Linked DNA regions of Homo sapiens: region 1 is linked to region 2. Evidence: read pairs that join two places in POLR2A ChIA-PET (ENCODE). Cell type or tissue: OCI-LY7. All regions are shown on one strand. Each heading gives the region's core, and the rest is flanking DNA. Links, peaks and the distances in the headings are about the cores only. Region 1 has its middle 350 kb from the start of LINC02720. Region 2 overlaps TENM4 (teneurin transmembrane protein 4).

Evidence for each region. ChIA-PET counts read pairs that join two places held together with the same protein. Peaks named below come from ENCODE experiments on the same cell type or tissue, not always from the same donor. Only the 100,000 strongest peaks of a DNase experiment are listed, where the experiment ranks them.
Region 1: POLR2A ChIA-PET joins it to region 2 with 10 read pairs; 2 of 35 experiments call an interaction of 5 or more read pairs at or near these places.

What each region holds. Positions count from the first base shown.
Region 1 is chr11:80,401,463-80,416,884 of GRCh38, reverse strand. No RefSeq gene overlaps it. Among named protein-coding and RNA genes, the nearest start is that of LINC02720, 350 kb to the left of the region's middle. In OCI-LY7, for the core only: no CTCF peak of the experiment used is centred there; no DNase peak of the experiment used is centred there.
Region 2 is chr11:79,399,969-79,415,390 of GRCh38, reverse strand. All of the region lies in intron 1 of TENM4 (teneurin transmembrane protein 4), which reads left to right. MIR708 (microRNA 708) reads left to right here and starts at 13,282; the gene lies at 13,282-13,369. In OCI-LY7, for the core only: no CTCF peak of the experiment used is centred there; a DNase peak (open chromatin) is centred at 8,840.

The DNA.
Region 1 (15,422 bases), core at 6,843-11,842, 1.0 Mb before region 2:
TCAGTTACATAACATAGTGAGCACCTACCTTGTTCCAGGGACTTTTCTAGAGAATATAGTTGTGAACAATGAAAAGTTTCTATGCTCACGAACTAATATTCCTGCAGTGCCTGGCACATAGAAGGTATTCAATAATATATGATAAACAAGTATGCATTGTCAAGTTTCTTTCTCTTTCCAAATTTATAGTTAATATTTTGCCCTCATAGAACAAGGGAGACCCCGATGTTCCAATTTCATTAATGGTGTTTGCATATTGCTGTGGCATGGGTGAGATAGCCTGGGGGTTTTGCAAACATTTTAGAGCATTAGTTTCAACTATACTTCAATCTGCTTTACTTTTTCATAGTGCTTGTGATTCCCTGAAATCCCTGTCTTTCTTTATTGGCTTATATGTTAGTTATTTGTCTTCCATTACAAGCTCCATGAAGGCAGGTATGGTATCTGTCTTGTTTCCCACTGTATTCCCAGCACAGTGCCTAGCTTGTGATGGATTCTCAGTAAATACCTGTTGAATGTAAATACCTGTGGTCTCATTTCTGGCAGAATTTAATTGAAAAAAACTTTTCTAGAAGGAATTTAAGCAACAGATAAATGGTAGGATTAGAAGGCCCTAATGCTTCCTTTCTACCGAGAATGTTCTGATTCAAAATTGTCAACCTCTGAAGAAACGTCTTTACCTTTAACATTAATGCCACTCTTCTAGATACTCAAATGTTAGGAGTTGGGGGTATAATCTTCTAAAGTAGACTGAGTACATAAAATGAATTCTAGAGGAGGAAAGAAGCAAGAGTTAGATGGTAAATAGCAACATTAGTAATGCTAGGCCACCTTATATGTCCCTGCATGAAATCGAATTTTCATGGTTTATATGGAGAGTCTATCTGATATGCTTAACTACTTGTAAGCTGTTAATATTTGCATATCACCATGGAATATAGACTCTAGCAAGGTCATTTAACAGTTACAGGGCAGAAACTTTCCATTTTGTTAATCACTTACAACTCTAATTTCACACTACATCAGTCCTTTTACTCTGGTCCACAGCTCTTGAAAATCTCATTCTAAAAATCTACGGGAAAACATCTGTTCACAATGTGCTGGAAGTGGCACCATAGACACTCCCCTAAAGTCAGACTCTTAAGGACCGGAGTAATACTTTACTTGCACTATTTTTCTGATCTTCACTTATATCACTAGGAATTTCTTGTCCTTTCCCTTATCAGCTGTCTCCCATTTGCCATTTCTAAGTTTCATTTCAATCTGCCATCTGATGACTTCTTCATAGCTATTATTTATCAAATTTTTCCTTTCCGATTCTCAACTGTGCCTCTCAGTCCAAGGGCTCAGTAGTCTAGAAACAAGTCTGCAGTTATGATTTTCAACACTCTGTGAGACTCCCTACAGGTTAAACCATGGTTAAGATGCTTCCTAGATTTCAAACCAGTTACACACCCTAACGGACTTCCTCACAGAGAGAAAAAGTCAGAAAGAAAGAGGTCCAGAGGGCATGGGCCTCTTCCTGACATCATGCCCATTTGACTGACAAAGAACAAGTGCATGTTGAGTCTCATTTTCAATCCTTTAAAAATCTTATGAATTAGTGCAAGCTCAACACTCAGCCTTGACACGAGAATTAGGATACTGGCTATATTTTAGATGGGAAGCTTAGATATGATTTCTTTTTTAGAAGGCAAAACAACATGACAAACAAAGAGCTAAGCCAAGGAAATCAGACCTGTAAATTTGACCGTAAAGTCAATGAGTATCCCACTTTCATAACATTCAAATAAAGTAAAATGGCTTTGCACCCAGTTCTCACTGACATGTTGCTTCATCACTTTCGTTTTCTTTGCTTTGTTCACTGTCATAAGGCAGGGTCAAGGAAAGATGATTCATCTGAATCCTGTCAAAGTACATTTGTTGCCAGCTACAACATGGTTCTGATTCCACAATAATATCATGATGTAATCTGATTTTTAAACATAAATACTACCAGTTACCGATGAAATATGGATTATGAGAAAGCCATCAAACTAATGGAAAGGAGCCCATTCTTTCTTCTCTTCCTTCCTCTGAGCTTCTAATGTTTTTCATTAATTCTTGGCATGTGGGCCAATTTGCTCAGATCATATCACCATTGTTTGTGGAGTGTGACTGTATTAATTGAATTCTAAATTTCTACTATTGTGCAAGACGGTCCTTCTAATGAGGAATGAGAGCCAGATATAGAAGAGTTATAACCACTAAAATCAGAACATTGGCAATTAAATGCAAATGTAAAAAGCAAATATTTTGCAGCAGTTTTTAAAGCAGGGTTGTATAGTGATTTTGTTGCCCAAATACTGATTCATGGACAACTATGGCAAATGTTTGTTACTTCCTACTCAGTATAAAAGAGTGAAATAAGAGAAATAAGAAATGTGATAAGGTGAAGACACCAATCAAATTTGAGTCTCACTGTGAGGTCAGCACTCACAACCAACAGTAGTACTCAGATATCACAGCAATCATTTATGATGTCTTGAGCAACTGAGCAGAAAGTTGTTTCTCTTTCATGTTCGGGTTGCAAAATCTTTACTTAATAAATGATGAGTGGTAGAGTCTGAGACCAGGGGAGATATTTAAGCATGAGCGAGCTCCGTTTAATTTTTATTTTATATTGAAAAATATCCCCTCATCTCTAGAGATGAAAATAATTTTAAATCAAGTCTATACAGAAATGAAAAATACATTGAGCAGGAGAAGTAATGGTAGTCAAAAAAGTATGTGTTAAGTAGGATGGGAGAAAGGTAAAATGTGGAAAGCATGTACATGCAAGTTCCATTCAAACAAAGAAATTCTCTTAGGAAGTCTTCATAGGGTGGCTATGCATTTGCAGTTTCAAAGAAGATTGTGTCTCCTGGTGGGTAAAGAAAAAGAAAACAAAGAAACATGTGCTTGACATACACAATCACTTGCTGCCTCAGTTTTTGTCATTATTATCTTAATACACTATTTTCTCAATTGGAGTTTAATAAGGAGAGAATGTTACAAAAGGCACATTTAGATTCTACAGACATTTACTGAATATTGGTGCTGGGTCCTTTCCAATTCATTCTCTCACTTAATCCACACTTATGGCATATAGTGTGTATGTGCTGGTGGGGGGGCAAGTATCAACTTGATTTTACCTGTAAGGGAAACTTAGAAGCCTTGTATGCCAAGGACCATGTAGCTAGTGCTTGGCAAAGCTGAGTTCTAGGCCTTCTGGTTCTAAGATCCAGATTTTTTCTTGAAGGACAGTTGCCTCTCACTTGTCTCCATTTAATGACAATTTTATTCTGTCTGTTTCCTCATTTGCAAAATGGGATGAATATATATAGTTTCTGTAAGCATTATTATACCAACTGTATGGATGAAGAGATTGAAATATGGGGAGACCAGTACCTTGTGCAAGGTTAGATAAAGACAGAGTTGGGGTTTAAATGCAGGAGCTCAGCTTCAGAGTCCTTGCTCCTATCAGTAATATTGTTTCTTAGTATTTGATGCTACTCAGCACAAAATTTTCATGAGGATGAGGAGTTAACACAGTTTTTGTCAAGTAGATAAGGCTCAATAAGTAACTGTTATGGGTGTTGCTGTCCTCATCTTTATATTGACACTTGAATATGTATATATATTTTATAAAATATATAATTACATTTTAATATACACATTGATTATCATATATAATAACTACTAATGAATAAGAAAACTGACTAGAACTTATTTTGTTACTTTCATTTTGATTATCATTATTATTAAAATTGCTTCTAAAATATCTTCAGTGGAATGCTAATCTCTTCAGATAAAGAATACAAAAAACTTTGTGAAGTGCACTTGAACATATTAAAAGCTCTGAAGTCTTGTAAGGAGAAAAGCCGTTTAAATTGTTCAAACCAGGGTTTTAAGTGTGAAAGTACCTATGTGACATCATCAGCTTAGCAGATGCTGATAATTTGAACGTTATCAGTTCCCAGAACTCTCAACCACCTAAAGCAACAGACTTATCTCTCTTCCAGGGTGCTACTGTGCCTTTTCACTGGGAGGTACTGCTGTTTGGAGACTAAGGGCCAATCCAGAATTCCCAGTGTTTATTTTTTGCTACAGTACTCACTCAGGAAACTAAGTTGAAAGTCAAGTGGTTTCCTGAAGAGTAGGTGATAAGAATGATGTTGGATCTCCTGCAGAACATCTGACTTGAGCTCTGTCTGGCCTTAAGAAGTGGCAGTTCTCCGTAAAGAAAGAACGCCTGACCGCCTGGGTCTGGTCCATTTTACCTCTGCGACCTGTGGCAACATATTCACTGCTTTGTACCTGAGTCTTCATCTGTAATTGTGACATTATACAATGTTGTTTTGAGGATTAATGGAGACTATGAAAAATGTTCTTTGTACATATTGGACACATGACAAGCTATGCAAATAATTTTATGTGATTTATTTTATTTTGAAATTTATATTTTTAATTGCCATTTTTATTTTAGATTCAGGGGTACATGTGCAGGTTTGTTATAAGGTTATATAATGTGATGCTAAGGTTTGGACTCCTATTGTTTCTGTCACTCAGATAGTGGACATAGTGTCCAACAGAATGTTTTTCAGCCATTTCCCACCTTTGCTACGACATGACTTTTTTCTTTTTTATGGCTGTGTAATATTTCATGGTATATATATACCACAATTTTTGTAATGCAGTCCACTACTGCTGGGCACTAGGTTGACTCCATGTCTTTGCTATTGTAGATAGTACTGCAATGAACATACAAGTGCGTATGTCTTTTTGGTAGACTTTTTTTTTTTTTTTTTTTTTTTGCTGGGCAGCAGGGGATGTGCTCAATAATGGAATTGCTGGGTCAAATGGTAGTTGTATTTTTAGTTCTTTGAGAAATCTCTAAATTGCTTCCCACATGGGCTAAACTAATTTGCACTCTTACGAGCAGTGGATAAGCATTCCTTTTCTCTGCAACCTCATCAATATCTGTTATTGTTTGACTTTTTAATAATTGACATTCTGATAGGTGTGAGATGATATCTTACTGAGGTTTTGATTTACATCTCTCTGATGATTAGTGATGTTGAGCATTTTTTTCATGTTTGTTGTCCACTTGTATGTCTTCTATTAAGAAGTGTCTGTTCATGCTCTTTGCCCACTTTTTAATGAAGTTTTTTTTTCTTGTTGACTGATTTAGGTTTCTTGTAGATTTTTTATATTAGTCTTCTGTCAGATGCATAGTTTGCAAATATTTTCTCCTATTCTATGGATTGTCGGTTTGCTCTGTTGAGAGTTTCTTTCGCTGCTGTTTAGAAACACTTTAATTTAGTCCCATTTGTCTATTTTTGATTTTGTTTCAAGTGCTTTTGGGGACTTAGTCTTAAATTATTTCCCTAGGCCAATGTCTAGAAAAGTATTTCTTAGGTTTTCTTCTAGAATTTTTACAGTTTGAGGTTTTACATTTAAGCCTTTAGTCCATCTTGAGTGAGTTTTTGTATACAGTGAGAGGTAGGGATCCAGTTTCATTCTTCTGCGTATGCTTAGCTAGTTTTCCCAGCACCATTTATTGAATAGAAGATTTTTTCCTCATTGCATAGTTTTGTTGACTTTGTCAAAGATCAGATCGCTATAGGTGTGCAGCTTTATTTCTGGGTTCTCCATTCTATTCCATTGGTCTGTGTGACTGATTTTGTACCAGTACCATGCTGTTTTCGTCACCGTAGCCTTATAGTATAGTTTGAATTGACCTCCAGCTTTGTACTTTTTGATTAGGATTGTTTGGGCTATTGAGGTTCTTTTGTAAATCTGTATTAATTTTAGAATAATTTTTCCTAATTCAGTGAAAAATGATGTTGATAATTTGATAAGGATAGCATTGATTTTGTAGATTTCTTTGGGTAGTAGGAACATTTTAATAATACTGATTCTTCCAAACCATGAGCAGTAAATACTTTTCCATTTGTTTCTGTCATCTGCCATTTTTTTTCAGCAGTGTTTGGTAGTTCTCCTCATAGAGATCTTTCATGTTCTTGGTTAAGTATATTCCTAAGCATTTATTTATTTATTTATTTATTTATTTATTTATTTATTTATTTATTGTGGCTATTGGAAATGAAATTGTGCTCTTAATTGAGTTCTCAACTTGAAGGTAACTGACATATAGAAATGCTACTAATTTTTGTACATTGATTTTGCATCCTGGGACCCTGCTGAAGTCATTTATGAGGTCTAGGAGTCTGTTGGCAGAATCTTTAGGATTTTCTAGGTGTTGAATCATTTCACCAGTAAGGAGAGATAATTTGACTTCTTCTTTTTTAATTAGATGCCTTTGTTTCTCTTGCCTGATTTCTCTGGCTATGAAGAGATTTCCAGTACTACGTTGAATAGGCGTGGTGAGAGTGGACATCTTTGTCTTGTTTCACTTCTGAGAGGGAATGCTTCCAGCTTTTGTCTGTTCAGTATGACGTTGGCTGTGGATTTGACAGAGATGGCTCTTGTTATTTTGAGGAATATCTCTTCTATGCTTAGTTTCTTGAGGGTTTTTATCATAAAAGGATGTTGGATTTAATAAAATTCTTTTTCTGCATCTATTGAGATGATCATATAATTTTGTTATTAATTCTATTTATGTGGCAAATCACATTTATTGATTTGCATACATTGAACCATACTTGCATCCCAGGAATAAAGTTCACTTGGTTGTTTTGAATTAACTTTTTGATGTACCTCTGGATTCAGTTTGCTGGTATTTTGCTGAGGACTTTTGCATCTATGTTCATCAGGGATACTGACCTGTAGTTTTCTTTTTTTCGTATATTTTTGCTGGATTTTGGTGTCAGGAAGGTACTTATCTCAGAAAAGGAGTTAATGAGAAGTCCCTTGTCCTCAGTGTTTTGGGATAGTTTCAGAATGATTGTACCAGCTTCTCTTTGTATTTCTGGTGGAATGTGGTTATGAATCCACCTGATCCAGGACTGTTTTTGGTTGGTAGATGTTTATTACTAATTCAATTTTATTACTCTTTATTGGTCTGTTCAGGATTTCTGTCTCGTTCAATATCAGGAGTTTGTGTGTTTCCAGGAATTTATCCATTTTCTCTGGATTTTCTAGTTTGTGTACATAGAGGTGTTCATAGCGGTCTCTGAGGATCTTTTGTAATCTGTGGAATCAGTTGTGATGTCGCCTTTGTTAATTCTGATTATTTAGATCTTCTCTCTTTTTTCGTTAATCTAGCTAGTAATCTATCAATCTTGTTTATCCTTTAAAAAAACTTTTCATTGACCTGTATATATTTTTTGAAGTTTTAATTTCATTTATTTATGCTCTTATTTTAGTTATTTCTTTTCTTCTGCTGGCTTTGGGGTTCTTGTTTTCTGGTTCTTTCAGGGGCAAGGCTAGATTGTTAATTTGAGATCTTTGTATCTTTTTGATGTAGGCATTTAGTGCTATAAACTTGCTTATTAACACTGCTTTTGCCATATCCCAGAGGTACTGGTATGTTGTGTCTCTATTATCTCTTGTTTCAAAGAGCTTTTCTATTTCTGCCTTAATTTTGTTGTTTGCCCAAAACTCATTAAGGAGTCAGTTGTTTAGTTTCACTGTATTTTCGTGATTCTGAAATTTTCTCTTGGTATTGATTTATATTTTTATTCCACTGTGGCCTGAGAAAATGCTTGCTATGATTTTGATTTTTTAAAAAATTTGCTGAGACTTGCTTTAAGACCATGCGTGTGGTCAACCTTAAAGTATGTTTTGTGTGCAGGTAAGAAGAATGTATATTCTTTGGTTGTTGGAGGGAGTATTCTGTAGACGTCTGTTAGATACAATTGTTCAAGTGTCAATTTAAGTCTATAATTTTGTTTGTTTGTTTGTTTGTTTCTGCCTTGATGTTCTATCTAATGCTGTCAGAGGAGTGTTGAAGTCCACCAGTATTATTGTGTGGCTTTCAAAGTCTTTCCTTAGTTCTAGAAGTAATTGCTTTATAATCTGAGTGCTCCAATGTTGGCTACATGTATAATTAGATTAGTTAAATCTTCCTGTTGAAATGAACCCTTTATCATTGTGTAATGTGGTTTTCGTATTTTTTGTTGTTGTTGTTGTTGTTTTTTAAAGGCTGAAGACCTCACAATAGAGTCAAGAATTTATTTAACTATTCTCCTGTTGCTGGGCATTATAATGGTATGATGAATATCTTTTCACTGTAATGCCTCCCTATATTTTATTTTATTTATTTTTTTAATTTTATTATTATTATACTTTAAGTTTTAGGGTACATGTGCACAACGTGCAGGTTTGTTACATGTGTGTACTTGTGCCATGTTGGTGTGCTGCACCCATTAACTCGTCATTTAGCATTAGGTGTATCTCCTAATGCTATCCCTCCCCCCGCCCACACCTTGTATTTTAAGGTCTATTTTATCTGATACAAGAATAGTGACCCCTACTCTTTTTTGTTTTCCATTTGTGTAATGGATATTTCTCTATCCCCTTACTTTGGGCTTACAGGTGATGTTACATGTGAGATGGGTCTCCTATAGTGAGTAGGATGGGTCTTGTTTTTTATACAATTTCCCATTCTATATCTTTTAAGTGGGGGCATTTAGGCCATTTATGTTCAAGGTTAATATTAATATGTGAAGTTTTATTCCTAGTGTTAGTGGGTTATTTTATAGTCCTGATTGTGTAGTTGCTTTACAGGGTCCATGGGTTATGCATTGCATGTCCTTTTGCAAGTATCATTACTTCACTTCCATGTTTAGAACTCCTTTAAGCATCTCTTGTAGGACCAATCTGGTAGTGACAAATTCCTTAAGCAATTGTTTTTCTGGGAAAGACTATAATTCTCTTTCATATATGAAGCTTAGTTTTTGTCAGATATAAAATTCTTGGCTGGCATTTTTTTTAACAATGCTAAAAACGAGCCCCCAGTCTCTTCTGGCATTTAGGTTTCTTCTAAGAGATCCACTGCTCATCTGATAGGTTTTTCTTTATAAGTAATATGACCCTTTTCTCTAGCTGCGTATAAGATGTTTTTCTTTTGTGTTGACCTTGGAGAGTCTGATGACTATGCTTTGGGGAAGATCCTCTTGTATAGTATCTCGCAGGAGTTCTCTTGATTTCCTATCTCTTCATGTTGACCTATTTAACAAGATTGGGGAAATTTTTCAGAATTATATCCTCAAATATGTTTTTCAAGTTGCTTACTTTCTCTCCTTCTGACTCAGGCATGCCAATAAGTCATACATTTGAACTGCTTTACATAATCTCATATTTCTCAAAGGCTTTGTTCATTTAAATTGTTTATTTTTATTTTTATCTGACTACATTGATTTGAAGGACTAGTCTTTGAGTTTTAAAATTTTTCTTTTTCTTGGTCTAGTCTGTTGTTAAGGCTTCCAATTGTGTTTTGAAATTCCTGTAGTAAGTTTTTTAATTCCAGAAATTCTGTTTGGTTCTTTCTTAATATAGCTATGTCGTCTTTCAAATCTTGGATCATTTTGCTGGCTTCTTCATGTTGGATTTCCACTTTCTCTTGGATTTCGTTGAGTTTCTTTGCTATCCACATTCTGAATTCTACATCTGTAATTTTGAACATTTTATTCTGGTTAGGATTTATTGCTTGGGAGACAGTGGGATCCTTTGGAGGTGATGAAACACGCTGGCTTTCTGTGTTGTCAGAGTTCTTGCACTGGTTTCATCTCATATGAGAAAGCTGTCTTTTTTTGAATTTGCTATCATTTGGATGCAGCTTCATATTTTATTATTTTTTTCCTTAGGAGTATGACTGTTGAACATACTTTGTAAAATCAATTGGCTTTGCTTCAGGATGCTCTGTAAGGCTTTATAAGTATTCCTTGGTTGCAAATAGTTTTATTCAGTGGCTTTCTGAGACGTTGCTTGTAGTAGGAATTTTGTTTGATGGTGTAATTCAGGCTGCATTCCAGAAGGTGGTACTTAAGAATAAAAGTGGTTAGGGGTGGGGGAAGAAGCAAAGGAGATGTGTGAAAAGGGCCTTCTCCCTGCACATTTGCCTTCAGTGGGGATGGAGCTGCTCTAGAAGCCCAGGAAGTGACCTTTTCCATTTCACACTCCTCAGACCCTGAGAGGAAGAGCCATTGCCGAGTCCGCAACATTGCACTGAGGCAGGGAGTAGGGAGGTGGGAGATGAACCCCTCTCCACATCTGTTTCTGGGCTTTGGTGGTACTGCCTTCAGCACATGGTTCTGTGCTTGTTTTCCTTTGACCTAAGGGAGGCTTTTGTGGGCTGTGCTCCCCCTTCCCTTAGGGGTGGACCATGCCAAGGTTTAGATCTCCAGTTCTAGGCATTTTCAATGTCAAAGAGTCTGTATAAGTTCCTTGGTTATAGATAGCCTTTTTGTGGTGGCTTTCCCAAATGCTGGTTGTAGTAGCAATGTACTGGGCATGGGAGGAGGCTCATTGCCTCCTGTGGGGCTGAAGTGTCAGTGGTCTCAGGAAGTTTGTCTCATTCCCCAGAGCTGTGTGCTTATATCAGCGGATTTCCTGTCGTGTTGCACCATTCAGTCTCCAGGTTGTTATGGGTAAGAGTAGGCTGTGGCCAATGTGGACGGGTATACACCTGATCATTATTTACTGGGAGAAGCTCCCTGTTGCCTCAGGCATTGGGCAGATCCATAGAGTGCACAGTGGTCTGAGCTCCCTGCTCAGTCCCAGGGGGAGAACCAAGATGGGTGTGACAGACAGGGCAGGCTGGCTTAACAGGTCCCCTGATGGCAAGTACAAGCACCAATTCTCTGGGTGAGGGTGTTCAGTGGGTGGCCACCAAGCACTCAGAGTTGCGCCTAGGCGTGGAGCTAAAAAATTTCCTCTTCCCCAAGTTCTCTGCACTGGAAAGGAGAGAAACCTAAACACCTAATCTAGAAGAGTGGGTACCCCACATGCCTCAAGATATGTCTGATGTCAAGTGAAAAGAGCACCATTGCACCAAGATATGTTGTGCATATAATTTTACTTTCCTTCCTTTTCTTACTGAAGGATATTTCTCAATAAAATTCAAGTAAAGTAGCTAGAAGCAGAGGGATATGCTACCTGTATTGTGTTTGTATACAAAGAGTGGTTGGATTTTAAAATGGTTGACTTGACACTTGGAGTATTAGTCTGTTCTGACACTGCTAATAAAGACATACCTGCAACTGAGTAATTTGTAAAGGAAAGAGGTTTAATTGACTCACAGTTCCATATGACAGCAGAGGCCTCACAATCATGGAGGAAGGCAAAGGGGAAGCAAGAAATATCTTACATAGTGGCAGGCAAGAGAGTGTGTGCAGGGGAACTCCCCTTTATATAACCTTGAGATGTTGGGAGATTTACTCAATGTCATGATAACAGCATGGGGAAACCTGCCTCCATGATTCAATTACCTCCCACCCAGTCCCTCCCATGACACATGGGAATTATGAGAGGTACAATTCAAGATAAGATTTGGGTGGGGACACAGAGCCAAACCATATCATTTCACCCATGGCCCCTCCCAAATCTCATGTCCTCACTTTCAAAACCAATTATGCCATCCCAACAGTCCCCCAGTCTTAACTCACTCCTGCATTAACTCAGAAATCCAAGTCCAGGGTGTCTTCTGACACAAGACAAGTCCCTTCTGCCTATCAGCCTGCAAAATCAAAAGCAAGTCAGTTACTTCCTAGATACAATGGTGGTACAGGCATTAGGCAAATACATCTATTCCAAATAGAAGAAATTGGCCAATACAAAGGGCTACAGGCCCCATGCAAGTCCAAAATCCAGTAGGGCAATCATTAAATCTTAAAGTTCCAAAATGATCTCCTTTGACTCCATGTCTCATATCCATGTCATGCTGATGCAAGAGTTAGGCTCCCATGGTCTTGAGCAGCTCTGCCCCTGTGGCTTTGCAGGGTACAGCCCCCTTCCTGGCTGCTTTCACAGTCTGGTGTTGAGTGTCTATGGCTTTTCCATGTTCATGGTGTAAGCTATTGGTGGATCTACAATTCTGGGGTCTTCAGGATGGTGACCCTCTTCTCACAGCTCCATTAGACAATACTCCAGTGGGGACTCTGTGTGGGGGCTCCAACCCCACATTTGCCTTCCACACTGGCCTAGCAGAAGTTCTCCATGAGGGCCCCACCCCTGCAGCAAACGTCTGCCTGGACATCCAGGCATTTCCATATATCCTCTGAAATCTAGGTGGAGGTTACCAAACCTCAGTTCTTGACTTCTGTAAACTCACAGACCCAACACCATGTGTAAACTGCCAAGGCTTGAGGCTTACACCCTCTGAAGAAACAGCCTGAGCTGTATGTTGGACTCTTAGCCACGGCTGGAGCTGAAGCAACTGGGATGTAGGGCACCATGTCCCAAAGCTGCATAGAGCAGGGTGGGGCCTGGACCTGGCCCAGGAAACCATTTTCTCCTCCTAGGCTTCCAGGTCTGCAAAGGGAGGGGCTGCCATGGTCTCTGGCATGCTCTGGAGACATTTTCCCCTTTGTCTTGGTGATTAACATTTGGCTCCTCTTTAATTATGCAAATTACTGCAGCCTGCTTGAATTTTCCTCAGAAAATAAGGTTTTCTTTTCTATTGCATCTCAGTCTGTAAATTTTCCAAACTTTTATGCTCTGCTTCTTCTTGAATGCTTTGCTGCTTAGAAATGTCTTCCACTAGATACCCTAAATTATCTCTTTCAAGTTCAAAGTTCCACAGATCTCTAGGGTAGGGGCAAAATGCCACCAGTCTCTTTGCATAGCAACAGTGACTTTTACTCCAGTTCCCCAAAAGTTCCTCATCTCTTTCTAATACCAACTCAGCCTGAAATTTATTGTTCATATCACTATCAGCATTTTGGTCAAAACCATTCAACAAGTCTCTAGGAAGTTCCAAACTTTCCCACATTTTCCTGTCTTTTTCTGAGCCCTCCAAATTGTTCCAACCTCTGCCTGTTACCCATTTCCAAAGTCACTTGCACATTTTTGGGTATCTTTATAGCGGCACCCTGCTACCCAGTACCAATGTACTATATTAGTCTTTTATCATGCTGCTAATACAGATATACCTGAGACCGTAATTTATACAGGAAAGGGGGTTTAGTGGACTCACAGTTCCACATGGCTGGGGAAGCCTCACAATCATGGCGGAAGGCAAAGGGGAAGCAAGAAACATCTTTCATGGTGGCAGGCAAGAGAGCCTGTGGAGGGGAACTCCCCTTTATAAAACCATCAGATCTCTTGAGACCCACTCACCATCATGAGAACAGCACAGGAAAACCCACCCCCATGATTTCATTCCCTCCCACCGAGTCTTTCCCACCACATGTGGGGATTATGGGAGCTACAATTCAAGATGAGATTTGTGTGGGGACACAGCCAAACCATATCACTTGGCTCTGTCATAATGGCTAAGATCAATTGATTTGCTTACTAACCTTCATAAATATTAAAAGACCATTAAAAAGTTGAAAATAAAGCCATTCTCCAAAAACACAAAAGTTGATCTAGAATTTGTATTGACATGTACTCTTTCTGTTTACTTCCTGACTCCCACCACTGCCATAGCCCTACCTCAGCCTTAATTTGCTTCCAAACTGAGCATTTCTGAGTTAATTATCCATGTGTAGGCTGGCTCTGCATAGGAGTCTGAAGTCATAGAAATACTATGAAACACTTCTCATCCATTTGAAAAATAGCTACCTCTGCTTGAGTACTTATGATGTGCAACCAGTAAACTAGGATCGCTATGTAAAACTGATCATAAAATCCTCACATAGCCTTTGGTGAATGATGAAACTAAAGCTAAGAGAAGTCAAGTGACTTGTTTAAGAGTACACATGCTTAAGTTTAATTTCTAGGCCTTGATATTTTCACAATGCTTTGTAACCAAAGCAGTGGTGATGCCAAAGGCTCCACCTCTGCCAGCAGAATGCATGTGCCCCTTAGAGGTGGAGGTTTTCTCTGATTCATTCTTCTATACCCAGTGTCTAGCACTCTACCTAACACATGGTGAGTATCAGCCAATACATGTTGGGGTAGCTTGAATGGCAATTGGGAAAGAACATGTCAGGGCCAGTATGACACTAGGACTATCTTTTATTACTTAGGACTAAGAAGAAAAGCATATTTCACAAATAACATATAAAAAACATGGGTTGGGAACAGTCTATACAGAGCCTAAACTTTAATCTCTAAATCAAGGAATACATTCTCATCCTAAAAGTCCAGTTTTCTTTGCCTTGTCTGTCAGAGGCAGTATTCACAGATTAGAGTTAGGAAAAGCTAAAAAGATCCTCCTGTCTTGTTTCTTGCTAAGATACTTAAAATTGCTTATCAGCCACTAAAGAATAACGTGTTTTACAGAATATGGCCCCAGAGAAAGGTGTTTCCTCCCTGATCTTTACTTCTTTCTGAAGATGGCTTGTCATATTGTAACCTTTCAGTAACCCAGAGGCAGTGAAGAAATGCATATGAGCTCAGAGAGGGAAGAGGGAGAATGTAGAGGGCCTTGTCAGCCATTACACGTTCTTTGGATTTTACTCCGTGTTGATGGGAAGAAACTGAGGGGGTTTGAACAAAGGGGTGACATGATATGCTTAACTTTATAAGGATTACCCACATATGGAGAACGGACTTTCAAGCAACATGGATAGAGGCAGGAATACTAGTTAGGGAGGCTCTGGGTAGAAGATAGTGATGTTTTGCCAGATTCTACAGGTGGAGGAGTGGGGACAGCAAGAGGTAGGCCTTTGCCTTCCTCTCTGGGATTTAGAAGTTTTGAAACCTGGCCAGGCACGGTGGCTCACGCCTGTAATCCCAGCAATTTCGGAGGTTGAGGCGGGTGGATCACCTGAGGTCGGGAGTTTGAGATCAGCCTGATCAACATGGAGAAACCCCGTCTCTACTAAAAATACAAAATTAGCCGGGCATGGTGGCAGGTGCCTGTAATCCCAGCTACTTGGGAGGCTGAGACAGGAGAATCCCTTGAACCCGGGAGGTGGAGCTTGCGGAGAGCAGAGATCATGCCATTGCATTCCAGCCTGGGCAACAAGAGTGAAACTCTGTCTGAAAAAAAAAGAAAAAAAAAGTTTTGAAACCCATGGATAGCCATTTTTTGGCCTGGTGATACGCTTCTGCATGTGTAATAAACCCAGAATGTGCTAACCACTTACATTGAGGATGGTGATGAAAAGGGGAAGAAATGATCAGGATAAAAATTAGTATTTGACAATTATTTTTCCATTACAACTGTATGCTTAATGAAGGGAAGCAACTTGTGTTTTTATTGTTTTTCTAGTGTCTGAATGCCCTAGACATTCAATAGATATTTTCTACATGAATCAATAAATGATTAATAGGGCCATATGGAAACAAACCATTTATCAACAGAAAAGACATACGGTTTAAATAAA
Region 2 (15,422 bases), core at 6,456-11,455:
ATACTTAAATACCCTAAACCACCTGTAAACGAATGAAAATTCACGTGAGTCAACCTGGGTGAAAACCAAAATGCACTTTACTTCCTTGGGGGCATAGACATGAGTGCTTCCAAAGTGCTCTGAAACAGTTTGTTCTTTTTGGTTGATTAAACATGCTTTAATTTCACAGATCCCAGTTCTGTTCAGCAGACATTCTTTGAGGATTGGAAGGACTTCCCAAAGGAAGTGACTAATCATAGAATCTTAGAATCGGACAAGAGAGAGACAGTCTTAATGCAACCCTGTCATCTTACAGACATGGAAACAGAGGCTGAGGAAGAAAGGTGCCTTGTCCAGGGCTGCAAAGTGGTGGGGTGAAGAGGGAACCGGCCTCCTGGCCCCAGTCAGCATGCTTGCCCCTGCACCACGAGGCCTCTCCCCTAAGCCAGGCCGCTTTCCACAGATAGAACGGTGGCAAGGTCAGCTGAGGCCGTGTCTAAATGATCAGAATTAATGGATTCTGAATGAATGAGGTTTTCTGCCCGAGTTTTAGGTTCAAGGAGCTCAGGAGGCACCCGGCCAAGGTTTTGACATTTTTTGCCCATGATTCAGGCAGGGCTGCTTGGTTGGGTTCCATGTCTCTGCTCAGCCCCTCTCTCTGTGATCTGTGTTTCAGATCCATTTATATAAGACAGCTTTGGGAATTACTGTTTTAAAAAAATGAAAAAGCAAGTTGTGTTTTTTTTGCTTCTGCCATAACATATAGGGCTCAAAGAGTTACATCTGTTTCCAGTGGCCAGCAACTTGGAACAGTCCACTCTTAGAGGCCCAATTCCAGAAGACTGGCACAGAAGAAGCTTTCGGCAGCAGGTTGATACCCTTCTCGAGTTTGAGTTGGCATGTTTTACTTGTCAGCATAGGCAGTAATAAGGCATATTCAGATGGCATCTCTATAGCCACTCTTTCTTCTGGTCCTTGGACCAATACTCTGGGATTGGGAGGCAGGATGATTACAGTCCCTTGTCACAGTGTGGAAAGTGAGACTCAGGTTAGTTCAGTGGCTTCTCAAGATCACCAGCTACTGTGCAGCAGAGGTTGAATCCAGGTCTTCCAGTGCAGAGTCGAAAGCTCTTTTTACTATTCCAGGCCAGCTATTCTGGGATGTCTCTTAGGGCTTTGACTTTGAAGGAAGTGCTTTTCCAGTGCGTGCATGTGCATGTTTGTGTGCGTGTGTGTGTGTGTGTGTGTGTGTGTACACATGTGTGTATATGTGTTCATGTGTGTGTGAGTGGAGTTGCAGGGCAGGACCAAGGGATCTGTCTCCCTTTGAGAGCAAAGTCAAGTTGAATTTTGAGGTATAGAGATAAATTATACGTATCTTGTGTTTCTGTTACTCTTTTTTTTTCTGTTCTTAATATAGGGTACATGAATAAGCTCCATGCAGAGCCACAAGGAATTGATCTTTCTTTTTCTTAAAATATTTGCCGTCTATGACTTATCAGTGTGTGCATGCATATGTGTAGATATATATTTTTCTCCTTTTTTTTGCAGACATGATTCTTTTTTACATACTTTAGCATGCCACTTCTAAAAGCAAGGACATTCTTCTACATAACCACAATATGATGTTTATTCCTAAGAAAAGTAATAATAATTTACAGTTATCATCTAACTTCTAATCCATATTCAGATTGCCCCAATTGTTCAAAAATGTTTTTATGGCTTTTTTTTTCTCCTAAACTAGGATACAAACAAGATTTATGCATTACATTTGGTTGGTATGTTGAACCAACATTCCTAATAAGCAGTTTTCATGAGCTAGAATCATCTGCAAATTAGAGTGAAACAACCCTCTCCAGCTGAGGCAGCTGTTAGGGGCTGGCCGTGAAGGTCTCATGGGAACCTTGTGTCTTCTCTCTCATGTCTGCTGACCAATCAGTAGGAGGAGCTGGACTCTCTGTGTCAGGATGGAGCGTGCCAGGGAGGCGGGGAAAGGGAAAGGCAGAGCTGCCTAGCTTCTTGCTGGAAAAGGCTATGGAGTCCAAGGAGCTGAAACCTGCAGTCCACAGCCAGCTTCTTAGGAAGCAGGGAGTTTTCCCAAAGGAGTGGTGCGCAGCCTGGAGTGTGAGCCTGTAGACACCTTGGGAACTGGGGACAATTGCTGGGAGATTTGGGAATCCTATGTGATGAAATGAGGGCAGATTTGGAACACAAGGTGCCCAGAATGTGTGTTTTTACTCTGACTTCATTTTCTGATTCTCATTCTATTTTTTGGTTACAGCCCTTTGAAAATGAACCTGCCCTTGTGGACATAAATAAATAGGTTTTTATTTGCAGTAGCCTGATTTGATGGCCTTTAGTTATTACCACATCATTAGGACATGCTGTAACTAATGCTTCACAAAGGTACCCACCATGGGTGCCTCTAGCACCTGCCCTTGCCTTTGTTATGTAGTGACTCATATCTGTGTCTGCCTTCCTTTCTGGACTGAGTGTTGTCTAGTTCCATTCTTAATACTGACACAGTGCCTGGCTGTGGTGCAAAGAAGATGCTCATGGAATAGGCTGCAGTGATCCAGAGTTGTAAGACAGAATGTTATGGGAGCAGATAGGAGAAGAAAAAATAAATGAATGAATGGATGCATGCACGAAAACATGATAATCAGGAGTGTTTTCCAAGAGGTTAGTAGTTGGAAGTTACTGGGAGATGGGATGAGTATTTATTTGATACATATTTATAAAGTATTTTTATGCCATAGTGCTGTTTTAATCACTTTATAAATAATGAATTTAATTTTCTTACAAACCTAGGAAGTAAGGACTGTTACTTTTCCTACCTCGTATGTGAGGAAACCAAAGCATAGACAGGTTAGGTGACTTATCCAAGGTCACATGGGTAGTAAGTTGGAGCTGGGACTTGATTCCAGATAATTCAGCTCTAGAGTCTACTGTTAGCCACCTCACTCTGTGTGGAATGGGGTTGGGTGTTCCAAAGTCAGGGAAATCACTTGGTAACTGGTGGACCCCAACTGTCTTACGAGGGCTGTCGCTAAGGCTGTCCTGGGCTTACAGACAACAGAGGGTCTGTCACCCAGCTGGGCCATCATGAGGGAGCTGGCCATCTTTGCCATTCCTGGGGCCTGACATCTCACAGCCTGTTGGTTATCCTTACGTGGCAGGCTTTCAGTGATGCGGATGCTTCTTGAGAATGCTCTTGGGCTTTACCAACCGGCTAACTTGCTAGCAGAGCTGGGAAGGCTGTGTCCTCTTGGGGTGTTCGGGAGGGCTCCTGAGCTGTCCTGGTGGTGGCACCCAGTCCATGCCAGGCCTGGCCACCAGGGCCTGACTTCTAACAGGAAGGCTGAGCCAGTGCAGCTCTGTGGTTGTGGCTGAGCCAAGCATCAGTGCTCTGCTAGACTCCTTTGTGAAGCTGGAGTCAGGAATATCGGCTCCCACTACCATAGAATTTCCTCTTGAAGATGAGCATTTGTTGATGTTTAATAATGTTGTTCAGTGGTTTGAATTGCTGCCCAATACTTGTCTTCACACATTGACAGAGCTGAAATAGGACTATCAGAGGAGTAGCCTTCTAGAGTTGGAAGAGAAGTGAAACATCCCATCCACTCTGTTAAGGCTTTGATCACTTCCATTGAACAAATTCTTCCTGAGCTTACAACTGTGCCTGGAGATGAGATAGAGGAAACCAAAAACCAAAAACCCCAAAACCTCAAGGAGCTTGCAATCTGTTGGATGTCCCTCTTTCCAGCTTTTGGTGGAAAGAAAGACTGGAGGGAGAAGGGCTGTAGCAGAAGAGCACCAAGAAGATGCAATAAATGACAAGGGGGAAGAGAGGAAGGCTGCAGCGCAAGGCCAGGAGGGTGGTGTAGCCTAAGTGCAGCATAGGCTTTACAGACCTAGTCCTGATTCTTGCTTCTACTGCTTACTTGCTTCACGCTGGAGAGCAAATCGCTTCTATCATGTTCTGAGTCTCAGTTTTCTCAACTGTAAAATGGGCTAATAATACCCCCTGGAAGAGTTTGTGTGGGATAGTGCCTAGGGCATTGTATTAGTTATCATCAAACAAAAGCAAGGGGAGAGCCATTTAGCACAAGGGTTTATATTGCTACACATCTCAGCAGGCTTTTAGGACAATACTCAGTCACAGCCACTGTGGCCTCTAGATTTCTAGGGAGCCTAATGAAAATACCATGGCCTGGGGAAGATCAAGGGTTCAGGAGTCAGGCAGTCTGTGTGTCCTACTAGCCCAGAAGCTTTAAACTTACCCTCTCTGAGCCTCACTTTTCCTATCTGTGAAATGGCCAAGTAGCCTGGATAGAAGGGCCAGGATCTACCACATGGAAGCAGAAAGTACAAGCTAGTAGAGAATATGGGTGCTGGCCCTGTAATGAGTGACCATATCCACTTGAGTGTGTGTTTGTATGTGTGTGTGTGTGTATGTGTGTGTAGAGGGGCACAGGGATGATTAACAAGGACAGAGGTAGGCCCGACATGGAGAAAGGTTCTCAAAGAACCCTCCCTGTAGAGTACAGGACTTACTATGGAGGTTTAGAGAGAAGGTAAGTGAAAGAAACGGGCAAGCAAGAAACTCACACTTATTAAATGCCTACCACGTACCAGGCACTTCACATCTCCTAAGCTCCTAGCCTTCACTGTAAACCCATCAGGCAGGCAATACTATTCCTAATTTTGAGATGGCCTCAGGAAAGGTCAGAGAAGGCAAATAAATTGCCCAAAGTCACAGCTCTTTGAATTCCAAAACTCTTTTCATATACACTTCTCTGCCTGTTCATACATATGTGTTAGGACAGGACTATATTCTGGGAAAAAGATGGAGTTGATATCAAGTGATAATAGTGTAATTCCTGTTTATAGAAACAATTGTAGGAGGAAGCCATTTCAAAGTGGTCATTTAGTCAGTTAATATGTATTGAGCCCCAGTCAGGCACAGTTCTAGGTGATGGGGATGCAGTAGAACCAGTCTCTCTGCCCTTGTGGAGAACTGAGAAGAGGAAACAAGTAAGTTCAGAAAGTGATCAGAGAGGAAATTAAACAGTGTGGTATGATGGAGCACTGGAGAGGTGCTGGGGACCTTAGATATTGTCTTAGTTTGGGTTCTTCCTAAAGCCCTGAGAAAAGGATTTGAGTGTAGGTAACAATTTGCAAGGTGATTCCAGGAAGCCTGCTGAGAAAGTAAGGAAGTGAAATGGGAAAGGAAGGGAAGCTAATAGAGCAAGCTTGTCCAACCCGCAGCCTGCAGGCTCCATGAAGCCCAGAATGGTTTTGAATGCGGCCCAACACAAATTCGTAAACTTTTTAAAAACTATGGGTTTTTTTGCTATTTTTTTTCTAGATCATCAGCTATCATTTTAGTGTATTTTATGTGTGGCCCAAGACAGTTCTTCTTCCAGTGTGGCTCAAGGAAGCCAAAAGATTGGATACCCCTGTAAACAGAGGGTAATTTAATGATTAGGTTACCACTGTGGGCAACTAGAGCTCATTCCTGCTGGGACCCTCAGAGGGACACTGACACATTTGCTGGACTATTGTTCCATCAGGGGCCAAGAAAGCTGGGGTATGTATCCACCTACAGATGTTCCTCATTGGTTGTGGAGCCTCCACCTCCAGAGAGTCCCAAAGCAGAGAAATATGTGTCTGACTTGAGTTAGGAAGCATTTATGGAGTGGAAGCAGTCTATGGAGGCTGCAGGTGGGTTGAGGGCATCCGTAGTGTCTGCTACAGCTGGTGTGCGTGGTCAGGCAGACTGCATTTGAGCTGAGACCTGGACTAGAGGGGGCAGCTATGGAGCAGCCAGAATGGTTCCGGGGGGGCTATTCTTCCACCCTCCTTCATGGGAACCTGCAGCTCCAAGAGTTAAAGTGCATCAGCAAAGGCGCAGCTGGTGAAATTCCCTAGCCACGCTGGATTCCTGCCGCCCCTCATTCCATTTTAACCCTTCTCCACTGGGTCACACAAATATGCCTCACTCTTATGAACCTGTGAATAGCCTTAGAAATGTATGCCTCATCAGATGATTTCAGTCCTGCTCTATGCCCCAGAATCTACCTTTAAATGCTTTAAACACTCCTAAACAGCTCTAAAATGTGCCCAAGTGTTCCCACCACTCTACCACACAGCTATTTTTAGCTCCAATGCCAATTTCTATTCCTTAGTATAATCTTTTTTTTTTTTTCTGGAAGAGAAGCTCACAACAAAATTTATCTCTACAGCTTATTCTAAAACCACTAACTCTCACGCATGTGCGTGCGCGTGCACGCACGCGCGCGCGCGCACACACACACACACACACACACACACACACACACACACACAAAATATCCCTCATAGACAACACTTTATAATTCAGGCAAAGGAAGACCAAAAGGAGAACTTAATACTTCTTATTTATTCCATTCAACAGTAAAGTGCCTTAAAAAGGCCATGCAATTATATTGTTATGTGATAATTATTAATTCTGCTATGAGCTTCCACTGAGCCCAGATCCCATCAAGCACCTCTAATTTTGCCTACAAGTCCTTCTGTACCACCTGATGGGTGCTGGGAAAAGAGCTGCCCTTCTCAACTCCTGGCATTTGGCTTTGATGGGTTTCCACTGCATATGCCTTCCTTTTTCATCAGCCACCATTTTCTAACATCTTTATGCATAAAAAAGACAAACTTATTGGGAGGAAATATCACAATCCCCCAAAATGCAATTTTCTTCCTTTCCATCTCCAATAAAGCATGTAGTGGAAAAGTTATTAGACATTTTTCCTAGTGGATTGTTTGTCAATAATATTAACAAAGCCAGTGTGTTGAATACCTGTATATGCCAGGTATTTGGGAGATTATTACAGAGGTTACATATTCTTGTTTAATGTAATCCTCAAAACGATTTTATTCAATAGTGATATTCTCTTTTTTAGATAAGTAGCTCTGCCTCTGTGACTTGCACATAAAGCAAATGGAAAAATCAAGGTTCCGACCCAAGTCTGTCTAATTCTAAAGCCCACGAACTCATAACCTGGCGTTTCTCTAAGTGTGGTCTCCGGACCAGCAGCATCAGCTTCACCTGGGAGCTTGTTAGAAATGCAAATCTTGGCCAGCATCCAGTAGAGTTTTTCCTAAGTTTTTCTCTAGGATTTTAACCAAAAGGAAAAGAAAAGGAAAGATGGCTGGGCGCAGTGGTTGGCCCAGCATGGTGGCTTACACCTGTAATCCTGGCACTTTGGAAGGCCAAGGTGGGCAGATCACTTGAGGTCAGGAGTTCGATACCAGCCTGGCCAAAATGATGAAACCATGTCTGTACTAAAAATACAAAAATTAGCTGGGCGTGGTGACCGGTGCCTGTAATCCCAGCTACTTGGGAGGCTGAGGCAGAAGAATCACTTGAACCTGGGAGACAGAAGTTGCAGTGAGCCAAGATCATGCTCCTGCACCCCAGCCTGTGAGACAGAGCAAGACTCTCTTAAAAAAAAAAAAAAGAAAAAGAAAAAGAAAAAATGCAAATCTTCAGGTTCCACCCTAGAACTACTGAATGAGAAACCCTGGGGATGAGGCCCAGCAATTCCTGTTAACCAGCCCTCCAGGTGATTCTTAGCACAGAAAAGTTTGGGAAACACTATCTTCACCCATTTGTTAACTACTGATAAAGAGTTCAACTAGTAGATGAACTTTGAAGGAGGTTAAAATTTTCCCCTCTTCTTTGTGAATGTAATTAAAGTGATACAAATTTCAACAAATGTATATTTTTCTTCTAGAAAGCATGTCTTTTACATTTTGGGAGGTTTTAACTTTCTGTCACCTATCCTGATTTATATCTAGGTCTCGCTACTTATTAGCAGCAGGATCTTGGGAAAGTTACTTAACCTCTGTAAGCCTTGGTTCCAAGTCTGTGTATTGCAGATGAGCAGGATTCTTGTGAGTATTGAGTCAGGATCTGCGAAAGTGCTTAGCACGATATCAAGCATATCATAAATATCTAACAAATGTTAGCTGATTATTACTAATTACATGATTGGTTTGCTTGTTAGCTATTATTAGTAACAGTTTCTAAACTGTTTAATGCTTTTAAATTATATCCCTCATTAAGACGTCCAGCATCAGTTTTATAAAACAGTTTTCTATAACTGACCTAACTTTTAAATCCTGCCATTCTTATGTTTGACTCTTAGCAGTAAGTAGAATGATCAGAGTAACTGTCTGGAAGAGACCATCAATATTCCCATAAAAATTATTTATGGAAATCTGACACATAGTTAGGTACTCATACATATTCGTGGAGCAATGAATTGAGTGAATGATCAGTCCACACAGGCCACTTCTAGTCCAAATATTGGCCCCATACACTGACAGGTTGGGGGTCAGGGGCAGGAAACTGTCTCTTGTTCTCTGTTGATGGGCCCAGCACAGAGCATAGAGCCTGGCACAGAAGTAGATTGTCAATAATTACTTGATGATCAAATTTTTTTGCTTTCCTTTTGATACAGATATGCTTTGTTTCCTTAACCTCTTCTATCATAATATGCTTTGGGATCTGATAAGGAAAGATCAGAGTAAATATATATTTCTCTCCCTGTATACTCTGCTGCCCATATTTTTTTAAAAATACAGTTTTTAAAGAATTATCAAATAAGACTTAGGAGCCAGGAGACCTAGATTCTCCATTCTGCTTTGCTGCCAGGCTTAGATGTGACAAAGGCCTGACGCTTAACTCTTGGGTTCTTTTATTCCTGTGTAAATGGAGAAGGCTGGACTAGATAGGTGTTTTCCACGGGGGACTGGGACCAAATGGTTGCGTGTGTTACCTAAGCACGGTGTTAAGTAACATTGGATCACATGGTGAGAAAGTCTTGTTTCACTTCCTCTTTAATCTTTCTGATTTAGTGGAGGAGAAAGCCTGATTTTGGCACTGGTAGGTATTTAATACCTCGCCAATGCTTGTTCATCTCCCTGTTTAACAGAGACCTGAGTTTGGATGAGGAGGCAACAGTATTCACCTTGTTTTGTTCATCATATTCATTTTTTAACCTTTTTGTTTTCTATTCATGAAAAGATGGTGTTTTTTTCACTTAAGATAATGAGATACATTTTCCTTTTAAAATAAATTGATTCCAGAAACAAAGAGTCAGTTGAATGTGAAGAAAAATTGCACTAGGTTAATAATAGAGCAGATAGGCTGGGGGTGTGGCAGAAATCCAAAAGATGGAAGGAGCCTCATGCCACAATGACTGTCAGCAAGTCTCGGGTGCTACAGTGTAGGGAGAACAGAACCTTGTCTTTGGTCAAGATTGTATGTCTGCACAGTCAGGCCAAGAAACATCAGCCCTGGTGCGGTGGTTAAGGCTGGAACCATCAAAGTGAGCCCCCACTCCAACCTGGAGATCACCGTAGAGATTCTGGTCCCAGCTCTGGGGCAGGGCCAGATGTGTGCATTTGTAGACACCTCCATAGATGGGGTTCTCGCCCATCCGGAGTTCCAGATAAGGACATGCAGTTAAGAGCACATCTAGGAGCTAGTTGTTTTTTTTTTTTTTTTTTTTTTTTGAAATCACAATGCATTCAGAGAAATTAGATGGACAAAAATGTTTACCACATCATTTTTATATGCGTAAATCATTGGAACACACCTACCTGCTCCACATTAAGATAAGAGTTAGTTATGAAATCCCTGGACAAAATATTGTATATCTATTCAAAATGATATATATGGGGAACTGTAGAGATGTAGAGAAACGTTTATGGTACAATGGAAGGTGGGGGGAATAGTAGACAAAATTGCATCTATAGCTTTATTTCAACTATGTAAAAGACATAGAAACAATTACAAGTAAACATGTTAGAGTGTTACTGGTTGTTATTTCTAGCTAAAGTGATTATGTGTCTTTCAAAAAATGTCTTTTTTTTTTTTTTTTACATTCTAAGCCTTCTTCTACAATTCTAAATGTTGACTATGCTCTCCCTTTCCTGTCAAATGACGAGCATCAATCAGACCTAATTAAAATCCTGTTTCTGTCTTGACTAATGTGAGACCTTGGAGAAGTCCTTAACTTTGTGATCCTCAGTTTCCCCCACTGAAAATTGGGAAGAGTTCCTTTCTCATGGGTTGCTGTGAGCAGTAAGTGAGATGATGCATGAGAGACACTTATGAGGGTGCCTAGCTCATAAGCCTCGGAAGAAATAGTACCTGCATAATAATAATGTTAATAATAATAATAATGTTATTGTTGTTATTGTTTTCCTCATTATTACTACTAGTGAATTTGAAAGGCATAACAATTTACTAAACCAAAGAGTCAAGCTGTAAAAAATGTAATTCTGAAGTTCCTCCCCTCTGCCTGTTGCATAAACACACGCAGGCATGCAGAGTGACATAAGTCAACAAATGCACATGTGCACACAGTCTTCTCTGGTGCTGCACACTCCCTGTGCTAGGAGTTTCCATATCCACAGGTTCAGGAACAAGAGGACAAGCTTCATCTGGTCCTCTTTGTCTACTATTTTGTCTACTATTCCCCCACCCCCCGCTGTCTTCTATTGTACCATAAACATTTCTCTACGGCTCTACAATTCCCCATATATATCATTTTGAATAGATATACAGTATTTTGTCTTGGGATTTCATAACTAACTCTTATCTTAATGTTGAGCAGGTGGGTATGTTCCAATCATTTGTGCATATAAACACTTCCTGAGGCATCTTTTATCTGTCAGACTCCTTGCTCAGCACACGCAACATTCTTTTTATTGTCTTTTTCTAAAAAAAATGAGGTAAAATTCACAGAACATAAAGTTAACCACTAGTCATTCTAAAGTGTACAATTTAGTGGTGTTTAAAACATTCACAGTGTTGTGCAACCATCGCCTCTATGTAGGTCCAAGACATTGCATCACAGCAAAAGGAAACTGTACCTATTCAGCAGTCACTCCCCATTTCCCCTTCCCCAATCCCCTGGCAGCCTCTAGTCTACTTTCTCTCTCTGCAACTTGGCTTTTAAATTTCTCTGCAGCCACACATAAAATTTAACCCTTATGTTTTCTTAGTTGTGCTCATTGAGCTTTTTCCCCTTTGCCATTTGGTTAAAGATCCTGTGAAATGAATAAGTGGACTGAATCCCCACTTCCTTGTTTGGAAATTTTAGGTTCTTTGCAATTGAAACCAAAATGTCTGTGTGAATTCATTTAAAAAGCAGATTTTCTTTTCCACAAAGGATTTGGGGCTGTTTGGGGCTTAATTATTATGTCAGGTGATCCAGCTTTAGTCCAGATGAGGACCCTTTGTAAGAAGCTTTGCCATGAGGGCAGCAGCTTCAGCGGAGGGTCAAGGTCCTTCTGAGCTGGGAGGCTGAAATGGAACACATGTGGCTCTGAGCCAGTGAAGTGCTTTCTTGGGACTGCCCTGCTGTCCAGGAACTGAAGCTGGGTTCAAATGCTGACTGTCATTCTCTGGGCATGTGACCATGGCCAAGCTAATACACATGATGAGCCTCAGTTTCTGCATCTTTGAAAGGGTGATCATTGTGAGTATTTTGCAGAGGATTAAATGAGATAAGACTGGTGAACCACCCCCACCACCCCCCTCAACCCCCCGGATTTTTTGGCCTCATAGCTTTGCTTCTATGCATGAAGTGCTGAATGCCATTTCTGGTACTGACTCAGATTCTTCATGTGCCAGTCTGGGTACTGACTTGTGGAGTGGATAGTGGTTGAGGGAAGACAACTGGGGGTGGGAGGAATGGGAGAATGTGAGTGTCGAGGGGTGGGCTACCTCTTGGGCACTGGCAATTACATGACAGTGGAACAGCATTGCAATTTAGTTTTGTGTTTTTCATTGTAACCCAACTGGCAACAGAACAGTGATGGGAGATGGAAAGGGTATCAAATTTGACTAGTGAGTTGCCCCTTTTGGTCCCTTCCTTAGAGTAAGCCTCAGTTTCTTCATCTGCAAAATGGAACTATCAGTGCCTTCTCTGACTACCTCGCAGAGTTGCTGTGAAGAAAAAGTGAGATAAAAATGTACCTGAAAGCATTTGTAAAATGTAAAGTGCTGTATAAATGTAACTGATTATTGTTTCATTTAAAAGACATGGTTTTGTTGATATCTCATGAAAAACAGTGCTAGTCCTCCCATTTAGTCATGGCGACAACCTTTTTGTCATAAATGTGCATGGGAGAATCGTTGGTTAGTAGGTGTTTTCCTTTATCCAAGTGGTCTGAGCTGGAAAATATGGAGAATTCCTTCACTAAAGGGCCATATCTTTTGACTCTATTGACAGCATGTCATGTGGAACTCAAAACTGCCTTCGTGAATGCAGATAGATTGCATCTATTAGCTGCCTCTTGTCATCATGACCTGCCAGAAGGGAAAATAAAATGTGCCTACAAATATTTCAATATTTATGTTGTGTGAAGGTTTAATATTCATTTGGAGCAGTGAATGGGGAAAGAGAAAAAAAAGTCCACATCCTTTACTTTGGAAATTGCTCAGTTCAACAAGAATTTATTGAGTACCTACTATGAGCTAGTGAGTGAATGATATGCTAGTGTCTACCAAAGAAAGACACCAAATTCTAATATTGACAACTTCATGTTTGCATACTTTGTCAGAAGCCTTGGAGAATCCCAAGGTCAGGAGTCTTTGCTCATTCCTATGGGGGAACTGATGAAATCTGCCCAGAGGTTGGGGAAGAGGGAAGTAGGTGAAATGGCTGCAGAGGAGAGGTGTTTGTAGTAAAATTGGGGAAGAGAGGAGAGTGGGAGGGGGTGGATCAGACCTCAGAAACACACTCCTACCTGTTAGGATGTAGGTGTGTGCTTGCACTTGTGGGTGGGACCAAGAGACAGGTGTCAGTAGCCTGGAGTTATAAAAACCAAAATGCATTGAATAATTGGATGGGAAACCACACATAAGAAAAGGACTCTTAGCAAGTGTATTTTTTCCAGCAATGCAAAAGTGAATTTACAAGCATATTGTTGTAGCTGTGAAGGGGCAAGCTCTACTAAAGGGATAGATGGTACATGAAAATAAGTTGTAAAATGTTGTTAATTGAAGAATATGTTGATAATTTGTGTCACTGATATTCAGTGTTTTGAATATGTTGTCATTGTCATTTCTCATTATGTAAAAATATAATAATTTTACAAGTTCACTGGTGACTTCATTCCCCTAACCCTATTTTTTCCCCAATAAGGTCCTAAATTCCTGAAGCCTGACTTCTCCTGCCCCAGGGGTTTTCAGAAACCTAACCCCCATGGTTGGCGAGGGACTGCTGTGTGTGAAATGGTAACTGCCCTCAAGGAGCTTACAATCTAGCTGGGGGTAAATGACTTGCACATGAACACAACTAGACTGTGAGCTTCTAGAGGGCAGGGACCTTACCCTAGTCATCTCTCTTCTCACCCTGCACACCCTCCCTGAGGGATCTCATCCATCCCCATGGCGTCAACCACCACCTGAGGACCCTCTAGGCCTGAATTGTCTCCTGAGTGCCACACCCAGCTCTCCAGCATCTTCAGTGTTCCTCCCCGGGTGGAATGCTCCACAGCACTGCCAACTCAACCTGCTCACCAAAACCCAGCTTGTCATATCTCCTCTGGGCCAGCCCTGGCTTCCAGGCTCCTGGACTTGGTCCCCCAGATCAAAGATCCAGGGGTCACTCATTTGGACTGAGCTTGATGGAAAAGTGCTTATGTTTCAATGTTAAGTAAACTGGGGAGCCTATCAAATGTATAGACATGATGAACTCATTGATGTTAAGTACATAGATGGAAAGAGAAATGCTTCAGAATGTATTAGTGGTTGCCTCTAATGGTAAAATAATGATTGACGTTTTCTTTTTCTGACACCCTTGTGCTTTCCAAATCTCCTGCAAAAAGTATTTATTACTTTTGTAACCAGCAAAAATGCCTAATAAAAATGATTGACAGGTCTCCATTTGAGTGTCACCTTTTCTGGGAATTATTGTTTATTCCTTTGCATCTCAAAGAGTCTGAGGCTCCGGGGTTAGACAGCCTCAGCACGTGTGCTTACCCTGTTGGGGAACTTGTTGCACTGTGTTCTTTCTGTAAATCGGCTCTTCCATTAGTCTGTGAGCTCCGAGAGGGCAGGAATCATGGTTATTCATCTCTCATTTCCAGTGCCTAGCACAAGGCTTGCATACATAACTGCTCAATACATGCTTGTTCTTTAAAGGAAGAGAGGGAGGGAAGGAGGCAGGAAAACAAAAAGGTGAAGGACACCAGAATTCTCAAATGTTATACCTCCATGGATCCCTTGTATTATTTCCTGTCCCCAAGATCCTTTGTTTATTAAGCTTTTGAATCTACTGTACCACTGATTTTTCACTCGGTAGTTTGAATTTTTCTGTTTTTTAGTAATCATAGGCCTTATAAATCCCAATCAGAGCTTCTCAGGGCCAAGTCTGGCATATGCCACCTGCTGTCCCAAGTCTGACTTGGGCAGAGTGCCCCCTGCCTGACACCTAGGTCATGGCATGCAGGGCTATCTCCAGTTCTCTGGAGCTGAGTGTACCTTCTGGAGCTTCTTTTAAAGTGGAACGATGGCAAACTGCAATGTCTGTGGGAGGAGGAGAGCAAGGGAACAGATAACATAAGAATAGAAGTGACAATTGCAAACTTCAATTGTGTGTTTCCTCTGTGCAGGCACTGTGCTATGCATCAACACGCACTGTCCCCTCAGCCCTCACAGCAGCTCTGTGACACAGGCACTATTACAATTGCCATTTTGTAAGCAAGGAAACTGAGGCTTAAAGATGCATTAGATGGGGAAACTGGAATTTGCACTGATTGCAGAGCTTAAGTCCAGCACTGCATCCCTCTTCTGAAGTTCCAGGAAGAGCACAGGGAGGAGAGGGCAAGAGAGATGCCTGTCAGGAGAAAGGAGCAGTGTTTGCAATTTCAGAGCCTTGTTTGGGGATGTGCCAGCATAGAGGAGTTTAGCCCCGAAGGCACAAAGCCCTTCACAAAGTCTGTGACACTCCTGAAGTTGTAGGCAATTTGTTCCAGGTATGTGCATTGTCTGGGAAGGTCTTCAAAGGAGTCTGTGTGGTTAAAAAAAAAAAAAATGGTTAAGGAAGCGGACCATGGAGCAGAAAGTTGCAGTGACTGGATTCTGGCTCCAGGCTGCAAATTTAACCATTGAATATCACCCAACAGGATGGATATGGGGATATGGTCTTGTTGATAAAGCATCTCCCTCACACAAGACTTGGAGAAATAATCCTGGAGGGTGTGTGTGTGTGTGTGTGTGTGTGTGTGTGTGTGTGTGTGTGTGTGGTGTGTGTTTATGTGTCTCCCAGGTATTTAGAATCAACTGATTACCAAATCAATCAACAAATATTTATTCTAGCAGAGACTTGATAGCTCTCTGGTTTGTCAGGGTTGTTTAAAGAAGGATTTCTGCCTTG